Linked DNA regions of Homo sapiens: all the other regions are linked to region 1. The links are chromatin loops, found by intact Hi-C in ENCODE. Cell type or tissue: IMR-90. All regions are shown on one strand. Region 1 holds the start of PCDH18 (protocadherin 18). Region 2 has its middle 64 kb from the start of LINC02172. Region 3 has its middle 71 kb from the start of LINC02511. Region 4 overlaps SLC7A11 (solute carrier family 7 member 11). Region 5 has its middle 330 kb from the start of NOCT. Region 6 holds the start of LOC107986314 (a long non-coding RNA gene). Region 7 overlaps LOC105377444 (a long non-coding RNA gene).

Evidence for each region. Peaks named below come from ENCODE experiments on the same cell type or tissue, not always from the same donor. Only the 100,000 strongest peaks of a DNase experiment are listed, where the experiment ranks them.
Region 2: a loop joins it to region 1, with 5 times the contacts of the local background. A loop is called at or near these places in 6 of 110 quality-filtered maps.
Region 3: it touches region 1 in a loop (5-fold over the local background); 17 of 110 quality-filtered maps call a loop at or near these places.
Region 4: a loop joins it to region 1, with 4 times the contacts of the local background. A loop is called at or near these places in 2 of 110 quality-filtered maps.
Region 5: it touches region 1 in a loop (8-fold over the local background); 3 of 110 quality-filtered maps call a loop at or near these places.
Region 6: a loop joins it to region 1, with 7 times the contacts of the local background. A loop is called at or near these places in 7 of 110 quality-filtered maps.
Region 7: it touches region 1 in a loop (6-fold over the local background); 14 of 110 quality-filtered maps call a loop at or near these places.

What each region holds. Positions count from the first base shown.
Region 1 is chr4:137,529,425-137,533,424 of GRCh38, reverse strand. PCDH18 (protocadherin 18) reads left to right here and starts at 931. Exons shown (of 4, transcript NM_019035.5): 1 at 931-3,823. The coding sequence starts at 1,337. RefSeq lists an enhancer at 903-1,022. In IMR-90, a CTCF peak has its summit at 2,163 (motif pointing right); DNase peaks (open chromatin) are centred at 874, 2,104 and 3,004; H3K4me3 peaks cover 4,000 bases; H3K27ac peaks cover 3,707 bases.
Region 2 is chr4:137,607,359-137,611,358 of GRCh38, reverse strand. No RefSeq gene overlaps it. Among named protein-coding and RNA genes, the nearest start is that of LINC02172, 64 kb to the right of the region's middle. In IMR-90, a CTCF peak has its summit at 205; a DNase peak (open chromatin) is centred at 1,508; H3K27ac peaks cover 1,643 bases.
Region 3 is chr4:137,282,200-137,286,199 of GRCh38, reverse strand. No RefSeq gene overlaps it. Among named protein-coding and RNA genes, the nearest start is that of LINC02511, 71 kb to the right of the region's middle. In IMR-90, a CTCF peak has its summit at 2,285 (motif pointing left); no DNase peak of the experiment used is centred here.
Region 4 is chr4:138,174,032-138,178,031 of GRCh38, reverse strand. All of the region lies in intron 11 of SLC7A11 (solute carrier family 7 member 11), which reads left to right. SLC7A11-AS1 (SLC7A11 antisense RNA 1) reads right to left here. Exons shown (of 7, transcript NR_038380.1): 6 at 3,425-3,560; 7 at 1-2,371. Among named protein-coding and RNA genes, the nearest start is that of LINC00616, 45 kb to the right of the region's middle. In IMR-90, a CTCF peak has its summit at 2,330; a DNase peak (open chromatin) is centred at 2,471; H3K27ac peaks cover 880 bases.
Region 5 is chr4:138,679,060-138,683,059 of GRCh38, reverse strand. No RefSeq gene overlaps it. Among named protein-coding and RNA genes, the nearest start is that of NOCT, 330 kb to the left of the region's middle. In IMR-90, a CTCF peak has its summit at 1,868 (motif pointing right); a DNase peak (open chromatin) is centred at 1,869; H3K27ac peaks cover 149 bases.
Region 6 is chr4:137,662,062-137,666,061 of GRCh38, reverse strand. All of the region lies in intron 2 of LOC101927414 (a long non-coding RNA gene), which reads left to right. LOC107986314 (a long non-coding RNA gene) reads right to left here and starts at 591. Exons shown (of 3, transcript XR_001741842.2): 1 at 476-591. In IMR-90, no CTCF peak of the experiment used is centred here; a DNase peak (open chromatin) is centred at 1,811; H3K4me3 peaks cover 284 bases; H3K27ac peaks cover 3,539 bases.
Region 7 is chr4:137,703,600-137,707,599 of GRCh38, reverse strand. It overlaps LOC105377444 (a long non-coding RNA gene), which reads left to right. Exons shown (of 2, transcript XR_939236.1): 2 at 244-395. Among named protein-coding and RNA genes, the nearest start is that of LINC02172, 160 kb to the right of the region's middle. In IMR-90, no CTCF peak of the experiment used is centred here; a DNase peak (open chromatin) is centred at 2,069; H3K27ac peaks cover 2,581 bases.

The DNA.
Region 1 (4,000 bases):
TGCCTTTTGGTAGAAATTGGCATGCTAAAGCTTGCAGTGTCTTTTACCCAAGATAAATAGGATTTTTTTGAAGTACAGGACAAAGAAATATTACAAACAATTTTGCCCAAACTCAAGGAAAGAAATCATACAAGGTAGAACTATATTGTTAATTAGTTCCAAATTCTGAGGTGTTCCCTTAAGTCTTGCTAATTAAGAGAAATGAAGAGTGCAAGATAGCCCTTTTTTTATCTTCAAAGAATAAAGATGAAAGAAAACAGAAAATGAAACCTCTTTACTTGCTCCGTTCTTTAAAAACAGAGCCCCAAGAAAATCTGCTTGTGCTCCTGGAAGGAGAAAGGCCCAAGTATTTACAGAGGGAGTGGGGAAGGAGGTGGTCTGAGAAGCATAATTAGAAGCAAGTTTTCAAATTGTATTAAATTCCTCCACCAACAAAACGCACTTAGAGGTATTTTAAGTTAAACTAGCACTTAAGGACTATGAAAAGCAAGATGATTACATGTCTGTGGCAGAAGAAAGGGCAATTAAGAAAACAAGAAGAATTTAACGTGCCATATAAATAAAGGCGACCAGAAGTTGATTTAAAGTTTTTCTTCTGTAATTTGTCTCCCCTTTGTCATGGCACGCTCAGAGAAAGTGAATGCAGTAGATTGAAAGGCGGAGGGGGAGTGGGGAGGAAGAAGGAAGGAACAGGGAAGGACTGGCTCCCATCTCCTCCCCCAGCCCCCACCAGCCCATCTCCCCTTCTCTCCCTCGCGCACCCACCCCCGCCTTCCTCCTTCTCCGTCTCTTTCTCTCTCCCACCCTCCACTCTCGCCCTCCCTCCTTGGGTGACTCCATCAGCTTTTGATTTGGAAGCACGCTGATTGGCTGGAAGCGATTCAACACACGCTGGGCAAGAGCTTTGTCTGAGTTGAAGTGAAGTTGTACAGATTTTAGACTGGAGTCAGCAATCACGGGTGTTTAGTCTGCAGCCGAGCAGCTAAAGGGAGAAAGAATCGCTCAGGAAAGACACACTGCAGACTCCACCGGCACCCTGCAATAGATGGATTCCGACTACACAAGGGAGAAAACGCGGAGGTGACACTCTCCTGCCTGGAAAGAGGACGAACGACCAAACAAACGCAAGGACTGGACTCCATGCCGAAGGTATCTGGAAGTCGTGACACGGTGTGTATAAAACAAAAGTTTGCGAGCTGTTAATTGCTGTGCTGTGTTATTAAGAGACGCTTTCAAGTTTCAAGTACCAAATGTAGCTTTACGTTGCCAAAGGAAGTTGAGGCAATTGCTTTGCTGTTTTAACTTGCTCTGTGAGGGAAATCTCATAAACTGACCAATGCACCAAATGAATGCTAAAATGCACTTTAGGTTTGTTTTTGCACTTCTGATAGTATCTTTCAACCACGATGTACTGGGCAAGAATTTGAAATACAGGATTTATGAGGAACAGAGGGTTGGATCAGTAATTGCAAGACTATCAGAGGATGTGGCTGATGTTTTATTGAAGCTTCCTAATCCTTCTACTGTTCGATTTCGAGCCATGCAGAGGGGAAATTCTCCTCTACTTGTAGTAAACGAGGATAATGGGGAAATCAGCATAGGGGCTACAATTGACCGTGAACAACTGTGCCAGAAAAACTTGAACTGTTCCATAGAGTTTGATGTGATCACTCTACCCACAGAGCATCTGCAGCTTTTCCATATTGAAGTTGAAGTGCTGGATATTAATGACAATTCTCCCCAGTTTTCAAGATCTCTCATACCTATTGAGATATCTGAGAGTGCAGCAGTTGGGACTCGCATTCCCCTGGACAGTGCATTTGATCCAGATGTTGGGGAAAATTCCCTCCACACATACTCGCTCTCTGCCAATGATTTTTTTAATATCGAGGTTCGGACCAGGACTGATGGAGCCAAGTATGCAGAACTCATAGTGGTCAGAGAGTTAGATCGGGAGCTGAAGTCAAGCTACGAGCTTCAGCTCACTGCCTCAGACATGGGAGTACCTCAGAGGTCTGGCTCATCCATACTAAAAATAAGCATTTCAGACTCCAATGACAACAGCCCTGCTTTTGAGCAGCAATCTTATATAATACAACTCTTAGAAAACTCCCCGGTTGGCACTTTGCTCTTAGATCTGAATGCCACGGATCCAGATGAGGGCGCTAATGGGAAAATTGTATATTCCTTCAGCAGTCATGTGTCTCCCAAAATTATGGAGACTTTTAAAATTGATTCTGAAAGAGGACATTTGACTCTTTTCAAGCAAGTGGATTATGAAATCACCAAATCCTATGAGATTGATGTTCAGGCTCAAGATTTGGGTCCAAATTCAATCCCAGCCCATTGCAAAATTATAATTAAGGTTGTGGATGTTAATGACAATAAACCTGAAATTAACATCAACCTCATGTCCCCTGGAAAAGAAGAAATATCTTATATTTTTGAAGGGGATCCTATTGATACATTTGTTGCTTTGGTCAGAGTTCAGGACAAGGATTCTGGGCTGAATGGAGAAATAGTTTGTAAGCTTCATGGACATGGTCACTTTAAACTTCAGAAGACATATGAAAACAATTATTTAATCTTAACTAATGCCACACTGGATAGAGAAAAGAGATCTGAGTATAGTTTGACTGTAATCGCTGAGGACAGGGGGACACCCAGTCTCTCTACAGTGAAACATTTTACAGTTCAAATCAATGATATCAATGACAATCCACCCCACTTCCAGAGAAGCCGATATGAATTTGTAATTTCAGAAAATAACTCACCAGGGGCATATATCACCACTGTTACAGCCACAGATCCTGATCTTGGAGAAAATGGGCAAGTGACATACACCATCTTGGAGAGTTTTATTCTAGGAAGTTCCATAACTACATATGTAACCATTGACCCATCTAATGGAGCCATCTATGCCCTCAGAATCTTTGATCATGAAGAAGTGAGTCAGATCACTTTTGTGGTAGAAGCAAGAGATGGAGGAAGCCCGAAGCAACTGGTAAGCAATACCACAGTTGTGCTCACCATCATTGACGAAAATGACAACGTTCCTGTGGTTATAGGGCCTGCATTGCGTAATAATACGGCAGAAATCACCATTCCCAAAGGGGCTGAAAGTGGCTTTCATGTCACAAGAATAAGGGCAATTGACAGAGACTCTGGTGTGAATGCTGAACTCAGCTGCGCCATAGTAGCAGGTAATGAGGAGAATATCTTCATAATTGATCCACGATCATGTGACATCCATACCAACGTTAGCATGGATTCTGTTCCCTACACAGAATGGGAGCTGTCAGTTATCATTCAGGACAAAGGCAATCCTCAGCTACATACCAAAGTCCTTCTGAAGTGCATGATCTTTGAATATGCAGAGTCGGTGACAAGTACAGCAATGACTTCAGTAAGCCAGGCATCCTTGGATGTCTCCATGATAATAATTATTTCCTTAGGAGCAATTTGTGCAGTGTTGCTGGTTATTATGGTGCTATTTGCAACTAGGTGTAACCGCGAGAAGAAAGACACTAGATCCTATAACTGCAGGGTGGCCGAATCAACTTACCAGCACCACCCAAAAAGGCCATCCCGGCAGATTCACAAAGGGGACATCACATTGGTGCCTACCATAAATGGCACTCTGCCCATCAGATCTCATCACAGATCGTCTCCATCTTCATCTCCTACCTTAGAAAGAGGGCAGATGGGCAGCCGGCAGAGTCACAACAGTCACCAGTCACTCAACAGTTTGGTGACAATCTCATCAAACCACGTGCCAGAGAATTTCTCATTAGAACTCACCCACGCCACTCCTGCTGTTGAGGTAAGATCATAAACCGCATCAATTCATTGCAATGTTAGGTGTTAGTGTTCAGGAATTGTGTTTACTAGTTCTTAAATGTTTTCATTAATAAGTAACAATACTAATACTGTGCAAATTAAGTAGGATACAAGTTACATTGTGAATATGTAGCAAAGATGCACACTTTAGCATACTGTT
Region 2 (4,000 bases), 78 kb before region 1:
ATGGGGGTTGCTACGTGGAGTGTGCAAAGTGAAAATTGCTATATAGACCACATGCTTTTACAAGTGGTAGCATCTGTCCTGTCCAGCCCACTACCACTGGACCATCCCATACGTAAGTCTTCAATAAACTTGATGTCTCTTTTGCAGGCTCTGGGTCTCTTTCTTGGCCTCTCAGACACAGTGCCATTCCTAGTGGAGCCAGTAGGGGTCCAACATGACAGGGTCTTTAAATACTTCTTTAAAATCTAGCATTTATCCCTTTGATTATGTATTTCTACATAAAACCTTTAAAATCATTTTAAATCCAAAAGAAGAAACAAATATTTTCTTTTAAAATGATGTTAATAATCCCTTGAGCAGATACTTTTCCTTATGAACATGCAGATAGATGTTTACATGGCTATTTGTCAGTGCCTGAAATTTAAACATATTTTATCTAATGGGGAAAATCAGTCACACTAAGGAAATTTAAAAGTGAAGGTAAGCTTTTATGGTAAGAGTCACATCAAGATTTCGTGCAACTTTTGCAGGCACATATTTTCACTGAACTAAAGTTCATGCAGTGAGACACATCTGAAGATAATTTTTTTTAAAAAAAGATATTTCTTCTCTCCACTTTTTTCCCCAAAGTGTTTACTACTTTAAATATTTTTAATATCATTCTACTCAAGCCACTTGGTTAATGGCGGTAACTATCTGGAATTGTATGCTAATGATTTACTGGTTTATGGCGATGGCAAAAAACAAACAAAAACTGCTATATCATTAATTGCTTCTTAACACCAAAGCCTGTTGGAGCAATATTCCTTAAGCATCATTTTTATTGCTGAAAAAGAATATCAATATTCTATGTATGAATGTATGTGCTACAGTATAACCTGTACTTTTAAATCTCATCTTTAATGTGTTGAAGCTAAGCTTTAACTCTGGATTAGCAGATATTTGATGTCTCAATAATTGAAAAATTTTTATGCCTACTAGCCAAAAATTATTTTTTCCTTAGACATTGAGATAAGAAACAGACCAACTCCAGAGAATTGAAATTATTAAGTCATTTAGATTCATCCAACTTCCACCCAAGCAGCAGCCATTCTAGACTAACAACTTCCTCCCTCCTCCACAGCCCGCTCCTACCTCCTCCCAGTAACTCCAAACTAAAAACAGATTTTAAAAATATAAACCAATACTTTGGGAGGAGAGTCTTTTCTCATATAATATAAATCTTCTAGAAATGTTGGAAAGGGTAGTTCATGAGAAGGAGAATTGTTTTTCCTGGGCTTATAGATTTTAACGTTAAAACGAAAGCAGAGCAATTACATTCTTCATAAAATTACAATTTAGTGACTTCTGACCTTTTCCTCATCCGGTCCCCAAGTATTCCTCATTCCAATAGTAATAGCATTAGGGGGAAAAAAAGGCCCACATTTACAAGAATTTAGCTTCTGGCAAGCATCATTTTAAAGAATTTACTTCCTGGCTCATGGTTTACATGACCTGTCTTTGGTTGCTTATTTCTTTCCTTCCACCCTTCCCCCCTCCTCTTCAAAGCAAGCTGCATTTTAACTATTGCATTCACTGCTGCTTCCTGCCTTTTTTGCTTTCTATTTTCATATCCATGGGAATGGAATCTGCTCTGAATTATCTGGTCAATATCTCCTCATTCCCCATCTCCACCCACCACCGCTGTTACTGCTACACCAGCCACTTTTGACTTAGAGAAAAGCTAGCATAATTAATTCAGAAATAAAAATGCATTATAAAATATTAGCTGATGCTATAAAGACACATGCCCACGTATGTTTATTGCGGCACTATTCACAATAGCAGAGACTTGGAACCAACCCAAATGTCCAACAATGATAGACTGGATTAAGAAAATGTGGCACATATACACCATGGAATACTATGCAGCCATAAAAAATGATGAGTTCATGTCCTTTGTAGGGACATGGATGAAATTGGAAATCATCATTCTCAGTAAACTATCGCAAGAACAAAAAACCAAACACCGCATATTGTCACTCATAGGTGGGAATTGAACAATGAGAACACATGGACACAGGAAGGGGAACATCACACTCTGGGGACTGTTGTTGGGGGCAGAGGGGGGAGGGATAGCATTAGGAGATATACCTAATGCTAAATGACGAGTTAATGGGTGCAGCACACCAGCATGGCACATGTATACATACGTAACTAACCTGCACATTGTGCACATGTACCCTAAAACTTAAAGTATAATAAAAAAAATGACAGGCTTCAAATATTCTCTGGAATATGTCATCTGTAAACTAAATATTGGACTTGATAAAAAAATAAAATAAATAAAATATTAGCTGATTAAATCCCTTCAGTATTCCTTCTTTTTAGAAGCTGTTAGTGCCAAAGAAAAACTTTAATTATGTTGATATCTAATTTTGGGGGGGATGGGGGGGGCAAGTACATAAAATATATGGTCCTACTCTTAAAAAATTATTTTATCTTATTTCTATTGCTAATTCATACTTCTTGTACTCCATTATTTTAATAACAACAACAAAAAAACTCACTCAAAAGTTACATGTATGAGGAATCAAATTTCCATTATTTGTTTTACCAGGAAATGAAAGAATGAACTTTTTGGCAAAAATTGAGGAAAAAAATTTGTTAGCAGAGGTAAATCTCAGTTTATACTATGCATGTTTGAAACTTGAAGAACAACACACAAGAGAATTACACTGGAGAATGTGGAGAAACTTTTTAGTTGTTTTACTTTTAGGTAAATTGGATTCCTAATTTCTCTAGTTTAAGAAAATTTTCAATTAAATGTAAAATTACTACCTTTAAGAACATTCATTCAAAAGAAAAAGAGTAACAAAAATTAGCCTGGAAATCATGTTTTATGTTATCTATATCAATTTTTTTTCAAATTAGAGTTTTAAAAAACACCTGTTTTCAATATGGTAAGTCAAATCATGCTCCCAGTTATTAGACAATTATGCTCCCAGACTCTGTGGCTCAAAAGTAAAAGCAGACACCAGAGCCCATGGCAGGGTGAGGGAGCAGTCACTGTGTCCTTAGAAAGTGTTGCAAAACCTGTTTTTCTACAACTAACTAAAATAACAGTTCCTGGAAACAACTGCAGCTGAGAATTCCCTAACTGACTATAAAAGAACCACATGGCACAAGCCAACCAACCACCAGCCACCTGGAACCAGCCAATTAAGAGAAAGTGGTGATTTGGGGCTTAAACGCCATCCAATTAAGACTCTGTTCTACACTCCCCTGACTCCCCCTGCAGCTTTTGCCTTTATAATCTCTAACTTTCCAACCCCCAACCCCAGAGTGCATCATTGGTTTGCACCAAAGTCTGTGTCTCCCCAGTCTGCAGATTGTTTTAAAAAAGTAAAGTTCTCCTTTTTCCTCCAAAGATCTCATGGTCTTTTTTGTTAACAGGTATAATAGAGCACAATTGTTGTCACTTATTTAATGTATAAAAAGAAAGTAATGCTTTCCTTATTTTAGTTTTGTTAATATGATCAGTCTCCACTCTTGGTCTCTGCCCTTTATGGTCTATTTTCTTGTTTCTATTTCTGCTATCCGTGGTTGATTATCTTCACAATTTTCCATTCAAATTCCAAAGAAATAATTCCAAATTCATATGTGAATAACCCAACATATTACCATTTTTCCTCTTACTCATGATTTTCTGTGCAAGACGCTACCAGATTTGCTGACTTAGATACCACTGTCTGGTAAAATTGGTTGTCACTTTTTCCAAGGGATATCCAAGGGATATCCAAGGGATATCTCCTTCTTCAGTAGGTTTTTCAGCAGTGTAGTTTCCCTTAAAAGACTTGGTTGGACATAGCAATTTCTGAAGAGGACAGATTTTGAACAGTGGAGAATCCGTGGTGGGGGCTGCAAATAGTTTTTTGAGCTGAAGCAAAGGTGTCCTGAGAAGAAAAATGTTGGAGATGAGACTAGAGAAGCCTCATGAAAGGCCTCACATGTGATGATG
Region 3 (4,000 bases), 250 kb after region 1:
CCTCCAAAACTGTGGAAAAGTAAATTTCTATCATTTAAACCAACCAGTTGGTGGTACTTTGTTATAGTAGCCCTAGCAAACTAATACTATATGATAGATAATTATGAACATCATTCATGAATAACTATGCAGAAAAGAACATGGCATCAAAGACCATGAAGCAAAACTTACAGAAAATATGAGGATAGTTATAACAAACATTATTTTAGTTCTTTACTGAAGAAATATCAAATAATAATAAAGACATTTATTACTTAAATAATTTGACAAATCATCTTGATTGTAGATTTTTTTCTAATGTCTACTGAACAATCACAAATAATAACCATATATAATCGGATTCAGAAGAGAAGGGGAGGGTGAACTTCGGAAGAAATAGCTTCATTATAAATGGAGGAGATGAATGTGCTAATGGTTGGAGAGGAAAATAGCAACAAGAGAGATTGCTTGCTTAAACAATTGTGCTTTAAATAATAGAAATAACATCATGAGAATAATCTAATAGAAATCAATTAGCAATATAGTGGAAAAGGAGAAGACCTACCCGAGTCTAGTGCATGAGTAGACAAAACAGAATGTCATCTAGTATAAGAATGAGCAGCTGGTCATTGCTAAGAGTGCAGAATAATAGGAATGAAGGCGAGTATATGTGACGAGTATAGATGTGGTTATTAAAGGTTGCTGATTGTCTCTTCTGATTATTTTTGTCTTATCAGTGAAACAAAGTGAAATGATACGCTGAGTGAAGGAGATTTTGAAGATGTAAAGAGCAGAAAGATGAATGAAATAATCACCCTCAGGGTTAGGAAAGTGAGTAGCTTAGGAAAAGTTGTAAGTTTGCCAGGGATAATTAAGGGCTCACTTGAGTTTGGTGAGGTGAGACTCATGAGCATGATTGTGTGTTTCATCCCGGTCATGTCCAGATGCTAATCTGTTTGCACAGAGTAGGTAAAGATTTGGACTTAACTAAATTTGTGCGATTGTTAATTTTGGTTTTCCACAATGTGGTATTCTATTATTTGTATCAAACAGAAGATCGCATGTGTTTCAATTCATCTAATATCTTGATAAAAACTGGTCTCAAAAGTTTTCTGTGCAAAAAGGAACTGGGGAAATGACAGATAGCAATGGGAGAAAAGCAAACTGTATGTGCTTTAACATTTTCCATAAGTATAGATTACCTGTGTGATTTATAAAGTGTCATAAGTGTGTTTATAAATAATTTGAATATAAAATAACAAAGTTGAATGAAGCAAATTTTACCTGTAAGATTAATATGAAATTTTACTAAAAAACACAGGAGTAATAGACGACAATAAACTAAGTTTGGGCAAATGATTAAAAACGGCTACTAAAGCCAACAAATAGAACAGTCCAACTCAAATCTAAATATCAGAGTCAGTTTTAAGATAACTATAGTGTTTATATCATGAAAAATTGTTATTTTCCACTTCTGGAAATGTACATGCATATTTAGCTGTCAGATTTTAAGGTTGTGTGTACAAAAGCTTGTTCAAGGGATATATAGCCAGTGATTAAAAACAAGAGTGACTAAACCTTAAAGAGAATGATGTATAGGAAGTTTATAAAATTTGCAAACTGAGCCTTATAGTTTCAATAATTTTATGAATAGTAATTGTCATTTGTTGAGTTGTATCACAATTCATGACATGGCATAAGTGCAAAGAGAGCATATGTGGTAAATCACTTTGCCTCCTTGAAGTGGTAGAGACATGTATAAAGGGGAAAAATTGACCATCATTTGGGTGCCTTTAAATTTTAACTTTCTTATGTTGTACATACACATAACTGAATAAATATATAATTTCAGTCTTTACACTTTAAAATTCTTTAATAAATCAGAATTTCATAAATTAGAAACATGCTAAATGGATGTATGCAAATACAGTACAGTGTTACACATATTGTTGGCATTTATTGTATACTTCCTTGTTAGACCTAATGTTCATTTCTCCCCAAATGTCAATCTTAAGATTATTGTGCCTTAGGTATCATTACTTTTAAACATTAAACCTCATGATGTCTCATAGTTTTCTTCTTGAACCAGGCAGTTATATCTCTAAAGACAAAAAACATACAAACAAACAATTTTTTCTCTTGCTTTGGAGTTAGATCATCTTAACATTTAGTAGTCTGTTTAAATTACACTGACAGTACCTTGGGGAACAGGTACCTGATGAGTAACTTTACAACTGTAATAGCCCAAAGAGAAAGGAGCACATTCTGTTGATTGGATGAGTCTAAGAGAGACATCTGCTGGCTACCTTTGAATAGCTACTCTGAGAAATTGTCAGAATCTGTAGTCCTATTTTTTAATATATAATTAGGAAAAAGAAAAAAATGGAGTAAAATAATTGAGGACACTTACAGAATTTAGTTTATTCAAATAAAGTTGATAATTAGACTATAACCACAAGTTCATAGTTAGACAAACAAGTAGAGGCACTTTAGAAAAATGCTGTAGACGTGCTCATTGATAATGAAGGTCCTTCTTTTAAATAAGAGGATATTATAGCCGCATATCATGTACATAAAGTAATATTAAGTAAATCATTCTGAAACTAATATAGTATTTAGCTGGGCAAAATCGTTATTGCAAGTGAAAATCTGAAAAAAGTGACAAATAACAGAAAACATTATAAAATGTTATCCTCAGATATTAACCCATAAAGTTTTACAATGGTCACACCTTTATATACATATTGGTCTCATAATACCTTTCCTTTTTTCAACTCTATTTATTTATTAATATAAATGGTACTCAAAATGCTCATAAATATTATTATGCAGATTTTTTCTACAATCACCATTTCCAAAGACATCAAGGAGAAGGGGGTATAATTTAAGCAATTTAATCTGTTTGCCACACACTGCCTTATACATACATTGCTTTTAAACAATCCATATAAACAAAAAATTAAACTTCAACAAGTAAAGCAAAGAATGAAAGGCATTGAAAAAAGTAATGTCTCATACACAAGATTGAACATTGGAATTTTAGCCACTTGAAAAGTCTTTCTCTTTCTATATGAGTTAAATAAAAATAGCCAGTGATTATATGTTCAGAAGTGGTTTATTCCTTTGACCAACTTTGCAAAACATAGAAGACTGAACTCAATCTCTTACAGCAAATTTCTTTTGGTTAAAACTAGTGACTTATCTGGCCATTCGATCTGAATCTTTCTCCTATTGGCACTATTGCTGCATTGCACGTTTGATTCCTTTCCTCTGCAGATGAGTTACTACATCAGTGACCTTTGTTTTGTTTTAAAGAATTGTGACATTTCTGTGTATGAGAGTAAGAAGTACCAAAGGCATCTTCCGAAGACCTTCACTTTTTTCTTGTATTAATATCAGCTTCAGTCATGCGGGGTTCACCTAGGGAACATCAATTCTTTAGCTACCAAGGCCTCATGTCCCTTTTCTTTTTCACATGTTCCATAGAAAACACATTTTTTTTGCACTTGTATGCCGTGTGACTCATAAATAATTTCATATTTCAAAAAATTGATCTGAATATTCTTATAGATAAGCAAGATTTTTTTCCCTGGCTTCACCTAATATTTTTTCATTCTTCTTCCCTTCATTCAAATTATCCTTAAGTTAAAATAGAATCATTTTATTAAACTTAACTTCCTATGTTGTTTCAAAAAATTTTTGGAAAAAATGTATTCTGACTAGAAATAGAAACCAATCATTTTCACTTACACATGAAGAAATTGAGATTCAGAGGGAGTAAATGCTTTCCCTGAGGGTTGTTTATTTACTTGGTTTTTAAAAATTTTCTTGTTTTTGTTTTGTTTAATATATTGCTCAGGCTTGCTTTTTATATCATTTTGCCTTTTAAACATTTTTAAAAATTATGTTCTCTCTTAATTAAAGAAATCTTAGATGTTCACTGAATAATTATGTAAGATCAACTTGGAAATCGATGTTAATTTCCAAAAACTATTCTATATCTCCAACTTTATTCTTCTTT
Region 4 (4,000 bases), 640 kb before region 1:
AAAGTCAAACTCAGGCAGTTTTATATTTTAGGAGAATCACCCTGGGGGTTATGAGGATGGATTAAGATAGGTTGGGGCTGAAGACAGAATATTGACTTTGGTGGTTACTGCAGCAATCCTGATGAGAATTGAGGGGGATTCTGAAGACAGGCAGTATCAGCAGGGTCTGAGAGAAAGTGAAACATACTAAAAGGAAAAATCAGCAAGACTTGGTGACCAGTTAAACTGGGGGAGGAGAAAACATAGTAGATGACTAGGTAGGAAGGGTGCTTATGAATAGCCTGTGTTGAAAGCATATCTCTCTGTCAGAGGCTCTCCTGAGTCCTCTCCCCTACATGATCATCTCAAGCAATCCTCAACAAGGTTGATGTGTGAGGTGCTATTATTCCCAAGTCCAGATGAGAACACCAGAGCTCAGGAAAATGGAGAATTTATTTTTGAGTGTATGTATTTTAAACCATAGAACTAGGAATTGAACCCACATCTGCTGGACTTCTAAGTTCATGCTCTTTCTAGACTGGATCCCTTGTGGAAGTGGGGGGGGCGGAGAGAGAGAGAGAGAGAGGGAAAGAGAGAGACAGAGAGAGAGAGGGAGAGAGAGAGACAGAGAGAGAGAGAGAGATAGGTAGGTAACAAATATAGCCAGAAGGGCAGATCTATTCTCGCTGGTGAATGTGGTGAGTTTAGAACATAGCTTTCATACTTTTTCTTTGTTTTAATTTACTTACTTTACCATAATTAATTTTTTAAATTCCAGTTAAAAGTTTGGGGAGATTTCTGGTTAAATTATTAATAAATAATGCCAGTGTTACTAAAAAAACAAACAACCAAAAACCTTGATATGCATATTGAATCTCTAGTGTGCTGTGCAGACTCATTGAGAAGTCAGTCCTTTAAAGCAGAGTTTTATTAATACCTTTTATTAGCATTCAATTGGAATTTTGCATCTTTAGATCTTATACTAATATTTATATCTGGATTTTGTTTCCCCAAAGAAATGTTACTATACAAATGAGGTGCTTTATGGCTGACACAGGCACACTGATTGCCTTAACTGAGTATTTAATCTCTATTTCTTCTCAGATCACACTAGCTTTCTGTGGAATATTTTTAAGTTTTCTGTGTTCTAGACACTAAATATAGAGCCTGTTCTGAGGGAAAAGGGATCTTATTAAATACCATTTACCATTAGGGTTGCTTTATTCATTGCTAACATTTAGGATAGATTAGCACTCATCGCTGTGAAATCTGTCTGTCTCCCATACTAACCAAGACAGTTAAAACCCCTGAGCAGCACAGAAAATTAAGAGAATTGAGGAAGAAAGAGCTGGTGGTCCTAGAGTTAGACTAGAAGAAAGGGAGCATGATGAAAGAGCAAAGCCATTGTTCGATCCCACTTTAGCAGGCATTTTGTTCCTCCTGTTTGGAGTCAGCCAACTCTAATAGTTCTTTCCTCTTGCTAACAAGCACGTGTGTACTTTGTATTATTTCTTTGTCAGTTCATCTCAACAAGCGGTTTTCATGCTTGATCCTTCATTGATGTCTTTTGGTGTTCATGTAATTTTAAAGTTTGTTGCTATTTTTCTATCTCTAATGATGTTTTGAACATTTCCAAGGCCTCCAAATTTAGTGTTAGCCATTTGTGAAACTAGCAGCAATGGAGTAGTCCCATAATGGTTATTTGGTTCTCAAAAATGCCATTAAGTCTTACCAGGGAGCATGGCAATTCTGCTTTTAAACTGCGATCATTGTAACTCTTTATCTTTATAGCTGCCTTGAAAGTGAGTAGCAAAAAGCAACAGTCCTCCGTAATTTTGTTTGATTTTTCTCTGAGGCAGCATTCTTGTAGTAAAATAAAGAAAATTCATAATATTTATTGCTGCAATAGGAAGTATTTTCTTAGCCTTTGGCCAAAACAAAACACTCACACACAGACGCACAAACAACAAAATCCTGAAGCAGCGCCCTGTCCCTTCTCCCAACTACTCTATGATCATTTTGTTAGAGAGAAACTCAATGTGAACTTAGAGACCAAGAGCCTTTGCTTGGAGCAGTTTGTTCAATGATTTAATATCATGTTCTTTCATTAGGTAAAATTCCAAAACCTTTATATTATCATTTATTTTTACCCTGATAATGCATGAGTAGATCAGCCCTGTGAAAATGATAGTCTATCAAAATGCATTTTACCTAGGTTGTTTCCATGAAAAATGAGAGGTAACCAAATAGCACTCGGAAAATGGTGAAAGGCTGCTGAGAACTGACAGCCAGGGAATGTTCAGAATCCAAGGAGCTGAGATTTTCAGAGATTTGATAAATCTCTCCAGCCACAGGATGCCAGTATTGAACCACTTTTTGTTTGATAGCATTTCTAGGGAGAAAAGAAAACATGCTCTTAAGGGAATGGTGAGATACACGGAAAGCTTTTTTCTGCCATCTGTGACAGAGTGGTTTATTCTTCTGGTGGGTTAGTTATATTATTTATTTACTTATAGAAACACAAGCTTCTCACGCGAGGAAAAAGGGGCGGATACCCCAATGACATATGCAAATACACAAAGATAGCAAGACCTGGCAAACCTGGGCCAGGACTCACAGCAGCTGTTTTACTTGGCTGTCTCTATTTAGCAGCCAAACCTTGTCACGGGGTTGAGTGAGGTGACTGGAAGTGGGTCCCTCCTGCTCAGGGAGAGAGATAGAGGACAGCCTTATTTAAACAAAATCTTTGATTATAAAAAATCAGACTGGGAAACACCAGCAGAATGACTGTAATGCATCTTTGTGGACAGTGAGTTTGCAACTCCAGAGTCCTAAAAGCATATGCTGCATACAGTGGGTCAAGATAACTTCATTTATGTTAAATCACTGACAGCTGAATAATGCATTTAACAGACTGTTCACAAAGACTGCAGTGCAATATGTAAGTTAATTAAGCTTGCCTACATTTCTTAGGGGTCCAAACTATCTTCATTGTAAGAATAAAATGAGATCATGCTTGTGAAAATATTTGTAGCCTTAAAAAAATACTATTATTCTTATGAAGACTTCCAGAAAAAAAATGGCCTTGTGCCACATCACAAATGTGGCAATTTTTGCTGTAGTTCCCATATTGGTACCAGGTATGGTTGGGTAAATCAAATTTTGCAGGGTCAGTTGTTGTTTCAAATTATTTCAAGAATAACTACTGAACATGAAAGGTAAAGCTAAAAATACTACAACTGTTATTTGGTCCTGTACCTTACAGTTACTGAAAACACCAAATGCAGACTCATTAACACACCTTTATTTAAAGAAAGAGTACCGCGGGTTGATTATCCTTAAAGCCGAAAGACTTTTTCAACATGGATGTAGACATGACAGTTGAATGCCACATACTCTGCAGCTTTCCCCGGCAAGCAGGAAGCTTCCTTAAAGACATACTTGCCTCTCTTGAGCACTGCTGTCTGGTCCACTGCTGTAAGATAATCTAGAAGGAGAAGTTGCTGTGACTTCAACAGGTACTCATGGTCAAAATCAATTACTCTGCAGAAGCCTTCATTACGATGAAAGTCATTCAAATCCTGAGATTCCAAGAGAGATCACATAAGAAAGACACATTGGATATTGTCAACAGGGCTGATTAAACACAAAGGAAGAGGAAAGATAGCAGAAAGTGTGCAAAACCAGAAGAGAGATTCTATGGCCATGTGCTGCTACTGAATAACGGACCCAAACCAAGCTTTTAGGAAGGAGAATGACACATTAGGGAAGCAGCAGGATCTAAGTTGCTCCTCATTTGTCTGAATGGAGGCAATGTTATGACATGCGGAAGCAAGATGTCTAAGATAGCAGACATCTGGGGGTCCCTGAATATAGAGAAACATTTTTGGAAAAGGCTTTCATGTTGGGTGTGGAGGGCAGTCATGGAGATTAGTTCAGGAGGCTATGGGCAGGAGGATCTCTTTGGGGAGACAGGGCTGTAGATGATGTCTCTTTAACATCACTGCTTTACATCTGGCCA
Region 5 (4,000 bases), 1.1 Mb before region 1:
GATCTGCTTCTCTTTCTCTTTCTGCTGGTGACTGAGGGATGCTGGGTGGATCAAGCGGAGCAGGCAGACCCTCTTTAAGCCGCATGCCGATTCCTTTAGGCAGAAACACAAGCCTTTCTCCATCCCGCGCCCTCTCCTCCTGTGGTGCATTCAGGCGATAAAGGGGAACAATGAAATGCAACCTGTTGGTGCTGGCATCTGCTCAACGGCTGTAGCCTGTGTGGAGGCAGCTGACTGTGCTGGCACCTCTGCCTGGGCTTGGCAAGACCAGAGCACACACCATTCTCACCACAGCCTGGAACGGGACCCGATGACAAGTGGCTATAAAATGATGATAGAGAGAGGCAGGAATCATGGTCCAGGAGAGGGAGGGGAGCAGGAGGCAGCACCAAGAACAGCCATGCAGTTTAGAAGAGGTGAAAAACAGGGAAATGTTAGTTGCTTGCATTTTTTTGTTGCTTTCTTTCTTTTCTTTTCTTTTCTTTCTTTCTTTCTTTCTTTCTTTCTTTCTTTCTTTCTTTTTCTTTCTTTCTTTTCTTTCTTTCTCTTTCTTTTCTTTTTCTTTTCTTTCTCTTTCTTCCTTCTTTCCTTCCTTCCTTCCTTGTTTCTTTCTTTCTTCTTTCTTTCTCTCTCTCTTTTTCTCTCTTTCTCTCTTTTGCTTGTTTTAGTCAGGTTGTTCTTGTGAGGGCAGAAATCTGTGTAGTAATCTTAAGGCTGTCTTCTCCTCTGATTTAGTGGATGCTTCTGTTTAATGAATCACTTCATGCTACTTACTGATGGGGCTTTCAAAGGAATGGCTTTGCGGTAACAAGTACAATTAGAAATTATCATCAGCAATTACAAGTGATACTCTTGATTTTGGTTGGCTGTGATCATTGTTTATTGGTTGGGCAGGGCCTTTCCATTATCAGAAATATCCTTTTAATTTTGGAGAAAATCAAGGAAAAGCATTAATTGATATGTTTATTTTTTATAGCTTTATAATGTTTGAGAAGTTCTGAATAGGAAATCTTCTCAATGGAAATTTAAAATTTTATTAAGTGTTACTCAATGGCTCTCAAAATTCAGTGTGCACATTACCCGAGGAGCCTGGAAAATGCAGAATTCTGGGTCCTATCCCCAGAGTTTTGAATTCAATAGATTTGGGTGGAGTCTCCAAATTTGCCTTTTTAACAAACTCCCAAGTTACCCTGATGCAGGTGGTAGGGATCATGGTTTGCAGAAAACTAGATCATATGCCTGGACTTCTCAGCTAATTATGTCCTGATTAGCTCTACGGCCAACCCCTCCCCACGTGTTTTCATTTGATATAATTTTCTCTAAGCTAGTTGTTGTGTTTTCATGCATTTCGGGAAGGAGGCTTCTGAGAGTGCGGTGTATCGCCTGCATTGTTATTTTCAGAGCTTTTGGTCTTAGGTTTATTCCCAGTACAAAGACTGAAGGATGATCTGAAATCAAATACATTTGTCTGGGAGTGGAATGTCTGTTAGACCCAGGCATTGATTTCCTTGAGCTTGAGTTCTCAGTAAATGTCTTTCCAGTGAGAATTCCAATCAGAATTCTAAAGGTTATATGAAATAGGATTGATTTCTGGGCTTCCTCCAGGGAGATTGCTTAATTTTTATAAGCAAAATTAACTCACCACCACGGCTTGTTTTGTAATCAGCACACAGTTCATATTTTAGGATAAAATGCTCTGTTGATTAGTGTGTGAAACAGGTGATCCAGAAAATATCTCTGTGCTGAGAATCTTTAAGGGAGAAATATTTGCACTCCAGAGGATGAAAAGATAGCAAAACGAAATCTAGGCAGAACTAGGAGAGATGCCCGATTTCTACAGGTGCTCTCACACTATTCGACCACCAGGGGGCAGCATTGCACTTTGTTTGGAAAACGGTCTCTGTGGCTAGCAGCCCTTTAAAGGAAAATAACATCTAAGTGAGCAAAGCTAAAAACCAGAACATTAGCAAGAACCAGAAAACCAACAACACAGAACCCAAACTCTCTTTGTTATAAAGTGCCGTCTTTGCTTTTCTTGGTACACGGGTTTTAATATTGTAGTATTAAGACTCTCCAGGGCATACTTTATCGGTCCATTAATACATACTTAGGGGTGGTGGATGATTCAGTGAGATTATTTTTCATTTTTCTTACTTTTTGTTTGCTTCTCTCATCTCATCTCACTTGTCCTTGTCTTTGTGTCAAACAACTACTGTCCTGTATCTACTTCTTTCAGAGCAGAGATAGGCCCAACAGCTGGCTGCACCTTGCTATTGGCTGATCATTTTGTGGAGCTGGGTGGACGTGTATAGATCCTGGCTGGAAAGCTCTCTCCTTCTTGGTGTAAAACCAGGTTCACAGTGTGCATAGTTCTGGGAAGTTCCTGGGGATTATAGTTATTTTTAATGCACCCTCACAAACACTTTTATAGGAGTCAAGCTATCATATTATAGAAAGTGATGCAAAATAAATATATGCTAAAATTTTGTATTTTTAAAATTGACTCATATGATTAATGGATAAAGTGTGGTTGAATGAAAGACCCAAGTATGAGTGTTAGGAATGTGATTTCCGCCAGTCCGGGGATCATGTCTGTTTGTTCAGAGATGATACATCAAGCTCCTAGAACTGTGCCTGGCATGGCAGGCACTCAATTAATGTTTGTTGAGTGAATTAATGAATTTAAACACATGTTATGACCAGCTCCTCCTTCCCCTACCTGGGCTTTGCGTTTGAGCAATGATTAACTTGGGAACTAAGGTAAGGCTGGGGACATTTACTTGGCCTCCTTGCCTGTCTCAGTCACTGTCTCTTTTATTTCTGGGGGTAGTGGAAGTAAAATGACCGAGAGTTTCTTGAAGGAAAGTCCTAAAATCTATTATTTATTTATTTATTTATTTATTTATTTATTTATTTATTTTTTGAGACGGAGTCTTGCTTTGTCACCCAGGCTGGAGTGCAGTGGCATGATCTCGGCTTACTGCAACCTCTGCCTCCCAGGTTCAAGTGATTCTCCTGCTTCAGCCTCCCGAGTAGCTGGGATTACAGGTGCCTGCCACCATGCCCCACTAATTTTAGTAGAGACGGGGTTTCACCATATTGGCCAGGTTGGTCTTGAACTCCTGACCTTGTGATCCACCGGCCTCAGCTTCCCAAAGTGCTGGGATTACAGGCATGAGTCAGCGTGCTCAGCCCATATCTAATCTTTAAGAACAACTATAAACCCTAAATATTTTCGTTTCTCTGAAATGTGCATGTAACGTTGCATACAATTACAGCATTAATGCTGCCTTTTTAGGGGAGTTTCACTAAGACTAGACTTGAAGATTTCTCGGTACTAATGCCCTTCTATGAGGAAGCCCTCCTATTTTGCTTCCTCCTCCCTTTTCTTCTCTTGCAAGAAACAGTCAGGTTGAGAAACTTGACTTTGAACAGGAGCAGGGCAGGGAATAACAGGCACATGAAGATTAATTACCCTCGTTGGAATCCAGCTTGACTGGGCAAGGTGAGACAGTTCAATTATTTAATCATGTTGGTGCTATTGGCTTCCAAATCCTTGAGTGCCAGGATAGCCCTTCCTTTCCATTTAATTTACATGAGGAATTGCTCCTCAACTCGCTGCTCTCAGCTGAACCCTCCGGCAGAGGGAGAGGAGCAGTCGATTTTGGAAGGAGATGATCCCATCTCTGTATCCTCTTGGGCTGCATTTGTGAAGAGTTCTCAGCGCTTATTTTGGAAGCTGCCAGACTACTTGTGTCTCTCCTGTCCCCAGCAGGCTGCTCCGTTCCGTGTGTAATGGAAGCTTTCTCCCTTGCACATGACTTTTTAAGGCTTTCTTTTGGCTCAAGAATGTCTACCCATTGAAGCTACAGGTCAGAGCATGTCTTAGAGCAGAACATGCTAGAGCAGCACAGTCCAATAGAATGTTCTGTGATGATAGAGATGTTCTGTAACTGCCCTGTCCGGTGTGGCAGGCAGTGACCAAATGTGGCTATTAGCA
Region 6 (4,000 bases), 130 kb before region 1:
AGATTATGACAACTGAGATTTTAAAATGATGGTGAAGCCAGGCATGGTGGCTCATGCCTATAATCCTGACACTTTGGGAGGCCAAGGTGGGAGGATTGCTTGATGTCAAGAGCTGTAAAACAGCCTGAGCAACATAGCAAGACACTGTCTCTACAAAAATAAAATAAAATAAAATAAAATAAAATAATTTTCTGGATGTGGTGGGATGTGCCTATAGTCCCAGCTACTCGGGAGGCTGAGGCAGGAGGATCACTTGAGCCCAGGAGTTTGAGGCTGCAGTGAGCCGTGATAGCACCACTACAGTCCAGCCTAGATGACAAAGTAAGGCCTAAAAAAATAGAAATAAAAAAAAGATGGTGAAATGAACTATAGTAATGGTCATAACATCAGCACATCCTGTGAGTAAGTTACTCTTCCCATCTTCATTTTACTGATGTGGACGATGAGAGACAGAGAGGTTAAATAACTTACCTACCATTACGCCGGTAGCAAGAAACACAGCCAGGACTTGCACAGAGGGAGTTTGAGTCCAGGGCCCTTTACTGTTTCTCTGATAAAAGATAGAGATAAATCATAGATCCAAGTGAGATTTGTAGGTAAGATTGGTAGGAATTCGTCACTAAAAGGATACAAAAAGTGAGAGAAAACCACAGGCTATATATGTAGATTTGGGAATCATCATCTACCTATGGAAGAGAAATAGAAAATATGTGCAGCTTAGAAAGAAAACAACATCTAAAAATGATATCCTAGAAAACCCCAAGATTTAAAGTCTGATGGAAGAAGTGGAGCCCACAATGATGATTAACCCAGAAACAACAATGTCATAGAGACTGAGGAAGGATAAGTTTTCAAGGAGAGTGCTGCAAACAGATCCAAATTCTACAGAAAGTATAATAAATACACGGTGAAAACTGCCCGTTGTTCTTTGACTTAATAACAGGCAGTTCATCAATGACCTTGCAAACTACAACTTCTGGGTGGTAGTTGAGGTTTGATTTAATTAAATCTAATAAGATCTAGTCATAGGCTTGAAACTGAGCCTTATGAATTCTATCTTGGACGGTAGCAGGCTAGAATAGGAGGAGTGTAACTACGGACCTAGAGCATATGCTAAAAACAGGTATCATGGAGGAAAAAGAAGAGATTTGTTGGGAGAGAGAATGAAATATCAGGATAAAGCAGGTAAGGAAGTATTGAGTAATATTTTGAAAAAGAAGAGAGATATAGAAGATCTAGAAAGTGGAAAATAACTGATAAAACGAAAATACATTGAAGGAGCCAAAGGAACCATGACATCTGAATTATCTGAGAAACTTGTAGTGCTGAAATTTATACCATATGGGATTGGTCATACATTGTGTCTTCTCTCAAGGATTTATCACTTTTGAAAAATACATTCCATTCCTTTTCAGTCTTTGTACTGTCTCATTGGTGTCTCCAAACAAGGTCTATCCTGAGAGAGATTTTTTTGTGCAGAGAATAGCACTGATTCTCTCTCTCTCTCTCTCTCTCTCTCTCTCACACTTACTCACTTTCTCTGTCTCTCTGTGTGTGCTAAAAATGTGTGCGGTTATATGAAAATAATTTAAATTGTGAAGGTTAGAATGAGGTGCTGCATTTTATAGCATAACCTTTAAAAATAATAATTATTTGAAGTCTGTTTCCAGAGTTATAATGGTTTGAGCCACACTGTTTTCTAAATACTCAAATTTGGTATGCAGCTTTATGACAGGAAGTTGGCTTTCAGAGCAGGAATGTATGTAAACAAAGAAATGTGGCTCACAGGAAGGTTTAGCTAAATCAAATCCCGAAGGCTGCCTCCATTCTGAGCTTCTTTCTGTATCTTGATTATTTGCAGATGCTTTACATGAAGTTAGAGATGAAACCCAATAGTTAACCTCCCTAAAACTCCCAAGGCAATTCACAGTTAGCCCTGAGTGTTGACCAGCTAAACTAAACAATGAGAAGGAAGTAGGAAATTTAATGCCATCCTGCTTCAAGATGCATAAAGTACTTTTTTCTCTCTCAGGAATCAAACCTCAAGACTAAACTTTTCAAAAACAGACTAAAAAAAATCAACTAATACAACTGCCTGGAATCATCACTATAAACATGAAGAGTTGAAAACTATTTGTTCCTTAGACATTATTACAAAATCACATGCCTGCTGAGCTTCAAGTCCTATTGTCTTGCGCGAAGTGCACAGTTCTGCCTTTCTCGGCTGTAAAAATGCTAAGATACCAGGAGTTATAAATTGTCTTATATAATAAGTCATGGAAACTTTACAGGACAAAGTAGATAAAAAAGAAGAGAAAGATTTTTTGTCAGCTTGAAAACTCTGTCTTTATGAATGAAAACAAAACGTTACCTAATTTCTTCAGTGCTACCCAGTACAAAGATGTAACCCTAGTCTCTTGAAATCTAGCAGCTGCTTTATTTTTCCCAAGCTAAGTAATTGGAGGGAAGACCCAGGAAAGTAAAACTTACTGTGTTACATTTTTGGAACTCTGGTTGTAAGCATGCCTTGTGCTAATGAAACAGTAGAGAAGCAAACTGTGGGAGAGCATGCTGGGAGAGGCCCAGCAGAGGGGCCCTGGGCAGAGGCCACACTCTCACTTCCCAGGCAGTGTGGGATAGGATCCTGCGGGTGCCCACCCTAGAATTAACCCTAGGATGGATGCAATCAGGATTCAGTTTTGTTGAGACTGCTGCAGAGAGGATTTGTTACTTGAGACCATATACATCCTGGAATTCTGCTGGAATAACAGGTAAACTCTCAAGAAACTACCAATGCCCAAGGCCACTGCTCAGAGTGAGCTGCCATATCTCTACATTGAACCTGTAAACAAAATACTAGAACAGTGGGGATGGGCAGTGGGTGGGGAGAGAGAGTGGTGTGTTGCAGCTGTCAGATAAGAAAGGATCTGTGTTTTCCTTCTCCTTCTCCCCTCATCAATAACTGAGAAGCTGGTATCAAGAAAAGAAGACAGGAAGAAGTGTGAGAGTCACATCAAACCCATCCTATCTTGCAGCCATTAGAACTTCAGCTCATATTTAACTGAAGGAAAAAAGAATATATTTTAGAATATGAAATAAATTTTTTAAATGAATAGAGATAAGTAAAAACTAAGATGAGACTGAATAATTGAAAGTGAATGAACATAAGGAGATTGGGCCAAAGAATTATTAACAAATATAGTTTTTATCCACCAATAATATGAGCTTCAATATTGCATAGATGTGGACAGTTACTGAAAAAAAAAACAGTTTTGTGTTTATGACCAGTGATTTGAGATTATTAAGTAAATTCATTACATAAGACATCTCAGTTTTGGAAGCAATAGCTGAAACTCTTTATGGCATCTTATTTTTTTGTTTTCTATTTATTGACATTGAAAATATTGACTTCTTTAGTCCCAGATAGGTAATGCTTTTCTATGTCTAGATATTTCCTGAATTTTTTGGGAAAATCGATATGGATATTATCTCTTAAAATTAAATGTGCTGCATTTCTCAGTGTCAGTGTTACAGCTTTTTCACTCCTGTTGTTCTGCGAGTGGGAGGGAGCGTTGCAGCTCTTTCACTCTTACCACCAGTGAGCTCTGGGTTCTCGTCCCATGACAAAGAAGACTAAGGCATGCAGACAATGGACAGTGAGCAAGGCAGAGTTAGATTCATTAGGGAACAGAAAAGCTCTCAGCAAAGAGAGGGGACCCGAAAGAGGGTTGCAAGCTATGAAGCTGAGTCCAGGGGTTTTTATGGACTGGGAAGAGGGAGGAATGTGCTGACTGGTCTGAAGGCCATCTTGGAGAAAGCACCTCTCAGAAAGAGGTATGATAGTGAAAAGAACCAGTTGGAAGCAGAGGTAAAGGCTTGGCCCAAGACTTCGGCCTAGGACCAGTCAGGGGCTGTAATGAAGGCTTGGCTGGGACCTTGGCCCAGGACCAATCAGGGGCTGGAGTGATGATTCACCCTATGTAAATGAAGATTCTCTCAG
Region 7 (4,000 bases), 170 kb before region 1:
TCTATAAATCACTCTTTAAGAATATGCTGTTAACTTGGCTAATTATTTCATGTGTATTGTTTTTACCTCTTCAAGCCTAATTTACATACTTTTTAAGACTGATATATGTCATACATATCCTTTATTTTTGCAAACTTCCATTATATCTAGCACAATAATGACAAAATGATGTGTGCACAAAAATCCTTGTTGATTGATTGATTGAAATAATTGCATACTATCTTTTTTTGTTGTTGTCATTAGCTGACAGAATCAAGTTTTAAAGATCCAGTTAAATGCCTGGCTATCAACTTGCCAAGAGCTGATCCAGATGGAAGCCATCATCCTAAGAGTCAGACAACTCATTAACTCTAAAGGGACTGCCATGTATTAAAAATTCTCTTTATGGATTGTGATGAGTTGCATTGTTTGATTTATTCTTTTGTATTCAAACTATATTTATGGTGTATCTAGAAATAAAATTACCTTTAAGATATATTTAAAATTTTTCACACACTTTCCTAGAGTTGTCATCTTAATTTACTATTAAAAAGTTGGTTTTTTAAAATCATATGACTTTAGCCAAAACCATGTTCTACACAGTGCAGAAGTGGAATGATATTAAGGAAACTAAATAATAGTTAGTTTATTGAGACAACTATATTCCTTATTACAATAAATGGCCAGGTAACAAGTTAGCTTAATTGGAATTGTAGCAGTATTCTATTTTCTAAACAGTTTTATTTCTTTATACATGACTTTAAATTTTATATATATGTAATATATATAATAGAGTAGATAACTATGAGTTTAAAATTAAAGAAATATTATAAAATCAGCCCATATCTTTTTTCAGAATGCTCTTAATATATCTTTTGGAATAAATGGATAAAGTTAACACATCTAAATTTTTTGTTATAAAATTTTGTTTTTCATATTTTTATATTTTAAGGCAAAATAAGGCATAATGAAGATTTACTTTTCATCTGACTTTGAAATTATTGTTTTGATTGCTTGTGTTCTTAATTCTCAAAGATTTGCCTTCTCACTGATTTAACCTTTATTGATTCTTTTAATTCTCAGTTGTTTTATTTTTACTTTGGGAATAGTTTTCATTTTTTTTTTTTTTTTGCTCTTTCTCTTCCCATAGACTTATTTATTTCTCTGTGAAGGCAAAGGTAGTTGATTTCCCATAGCTTTCATATTGTTTCTTTTTTCCCACCCTTTATATTTTTCTGGTCCCCTGAGTCTCCTCCACCCCGACTACACACCCCACACTTGCTCTGCATTTGCCTCAGTAGACTTCAGAAAATTGTGTATGTCCAATACACGCATGCACACACACACACACACACAGATACACACACCTAATTATTGGGTATGAAACATCCTTTTGGTTTTACAGTGTTTCTCAATTATTACAACTATTACTATATTTTATTTTTTAAATTAAGACTTTATTTAATTCTACTTTTAAAAAAATGGAAAATGAAAAGAGAGAGGAAATTATGCCTCCATAGAAGGGTAGGTTTGTCCAGCTATGGCCTTTGGAGGAGGCACAGCAAAAGAGGGTGGAGAATGGCAAGGTTAAAATTTGTGTTCAAACTTACATATTGGCAGTTTGTCATGCTACTGATGGGCAAGTATTTGGCTTTTTAAATATACTTATCTTACAGTCTGTTTTTTGTTTTTTTTTTTTTTAGAAGAATAAAAGGCCTTACCTATTCAGGATTTGTTATAAAAACTGAAGCTTCAATAAAATTGATAATTTAGCTACTTTGAGTTCGTATAGATGGTAGATGGTGGCCAACCTTGATAATTTATGCAGTTAAGCAAATACTTTTATTACTGCAAGTGTAACCGGGACTCATATGTGCACATGAATGTGTTAAATTTTGAGGATCTCCAGGCCTCTGTTGAAGAATGTTGAGTAATTCCTGCTGTCGTAGGGCTAGTACTTCCTCTTCAAATGATACCGGTCAGCAGAGATCAGTGCTATTTTTTGCTCTTTGGTGGTGATCCAACAACATAAAAAGAGAACATCTGGATTTTTGTCAGTTCCAGTCATGCTGAAAAGATCTCTATAGTATGTGTTTGTTTTTACAGATTCATATACATTCTCCAAATGTTATTTTCCAAGGCAGCCACATATCAAAACCAGGAACTTTATCTCATTTATTGCTAAAACTAAACAAAGTGTCTTTTCAGCTCCCATGCAAAGTTCTAGCCCTGTGAATCAAGTCACTTTTCAAAACACATGTTTCATGCTTGATGTAACTCTAACTCCTCTTGTTCTTGGGAATCATGACACAACTTTGAGAAACCCTCTAAAAATGTCTGTGTTCACTGTTTAATGATAATTAACAGCTCTTAGGTAGGTTATTTTTGCAGTCTTTGGAAAGAAAAAAACTTAAAAAAGCAATTAATAGTTCTGAAGTAGTTACCATCTCAGAAGTATAAGGTCATAGTTTTATTAACAGAGAGGTTGGAAAATATGGAGAAATAATGAAATGTTCTCTTCTTGTTTAGGCAGTCAATCTTAAATCTAAGCAAGTCAAAAGAAATTTCTGTTTTTCTTTTTTTTAAAGTCTCAAATTCTTCGCTGATTTTTTTAATGGTTTTAATTTATTTTTAAATAAGGACAACTGTTTAACATAAGTGAGTTTGCCAACAATATGACTGCTTCTTCTCCAAAAACTGAAAAGAAATAACCTTAATATTGATAATGGACTTACTGCCTAGAGCTATGTTTCACTCAGTGCAGACTAAGTCAGTGTGAAACAGAAGAAACCAAATTTAAGTGCTTTTTAACACACTTCCAAATCCCAACAAATGGATTGCCAGCTGCCTTAGTCCATTCAGGCTGGTATAACAAAATACCGTAAACTGAAAATAGCTTATAAGCAACAGAGATTTACTCGTCATAGTTCTGGAGGCTGGAAAGTCCAACATCAAAGTACTAGCAGATTTGATGTCAGTAAAGGCCTGCTTCCTGCTTCATAGATGGCACCTTCTAGATGTTTCCTCACATGGTAGAAGAAGCAAGCTAGTTCTCTGGTGTCTTTTATAAGGCCACTAATCCATTATAAAATGTAAAAGTGAAAAAAATCATCTCTGAATGGCCCTACCTGCTAATACACTGATGATCAGTATACTGATGATTAGATTTTGATATATGAATTTTGAGGGGACACAAACATTCAGATTGTAGCACCAATTTAAAGTTCTTAATGTTTGAACATGAACTTAAAACACATTTCAGGTTTTTAATTTAAATCACAAATCTAGAAAGAAATAGATTTTAAATTTCTCTAAGTGCTCAGCCCTAACATGAAATGTATTATTAGCTATCAGTAAGTGATAAATAATAATATTTTCCTGATATATCTGAATATTTTTATATGCCTTTAATAATTTTGCAAATAAATATATGCACCATTATTTAAACATATCTAACATTGTTTCTTGTCCACATGTCTTAAAAACTGACTTCATTTTGGCCAGGAGCGGTGGCTCACACCTGTAATCCCAGCACTTTGGGAGGCTAAGGCAGGTGGATCACGAGGTCAGGAGATCGAGATCATCCTTGCTAACATGGTGAAACCCCGTCTCTACTAAAAACATAAAAAAATTAGCCGGTGGCGGGCGCCTGTAGTGCCTGCTACTCTGGAGGCTGAGGCAGGAGAATGGCGTGAACACGGGAGGTGGAGCTTGCAGTGAGCCGAGATAGAGCCACTGCGCTCCAGCCTGGGTCGACAGAGCGCGAGACTCCGTCTCAAAAACAAAACAAAACAAAACTGACTCATTTTCAGATTTTATTACTCTTACTTTCCTCTCAAAATACTATATAATCACTATATTTTATGATATTTAAATTAGTCAGACTGTCACGATGTCTCTAGATTGGGAAGAATATCCCAGTAACAATGTGACTGAGATTATCAGGTTCTATTAACATTTCACCTGCCGCATGCCAAACACATATGTTAACAGAGGTCCATTTGAATCCTATGTACCACTG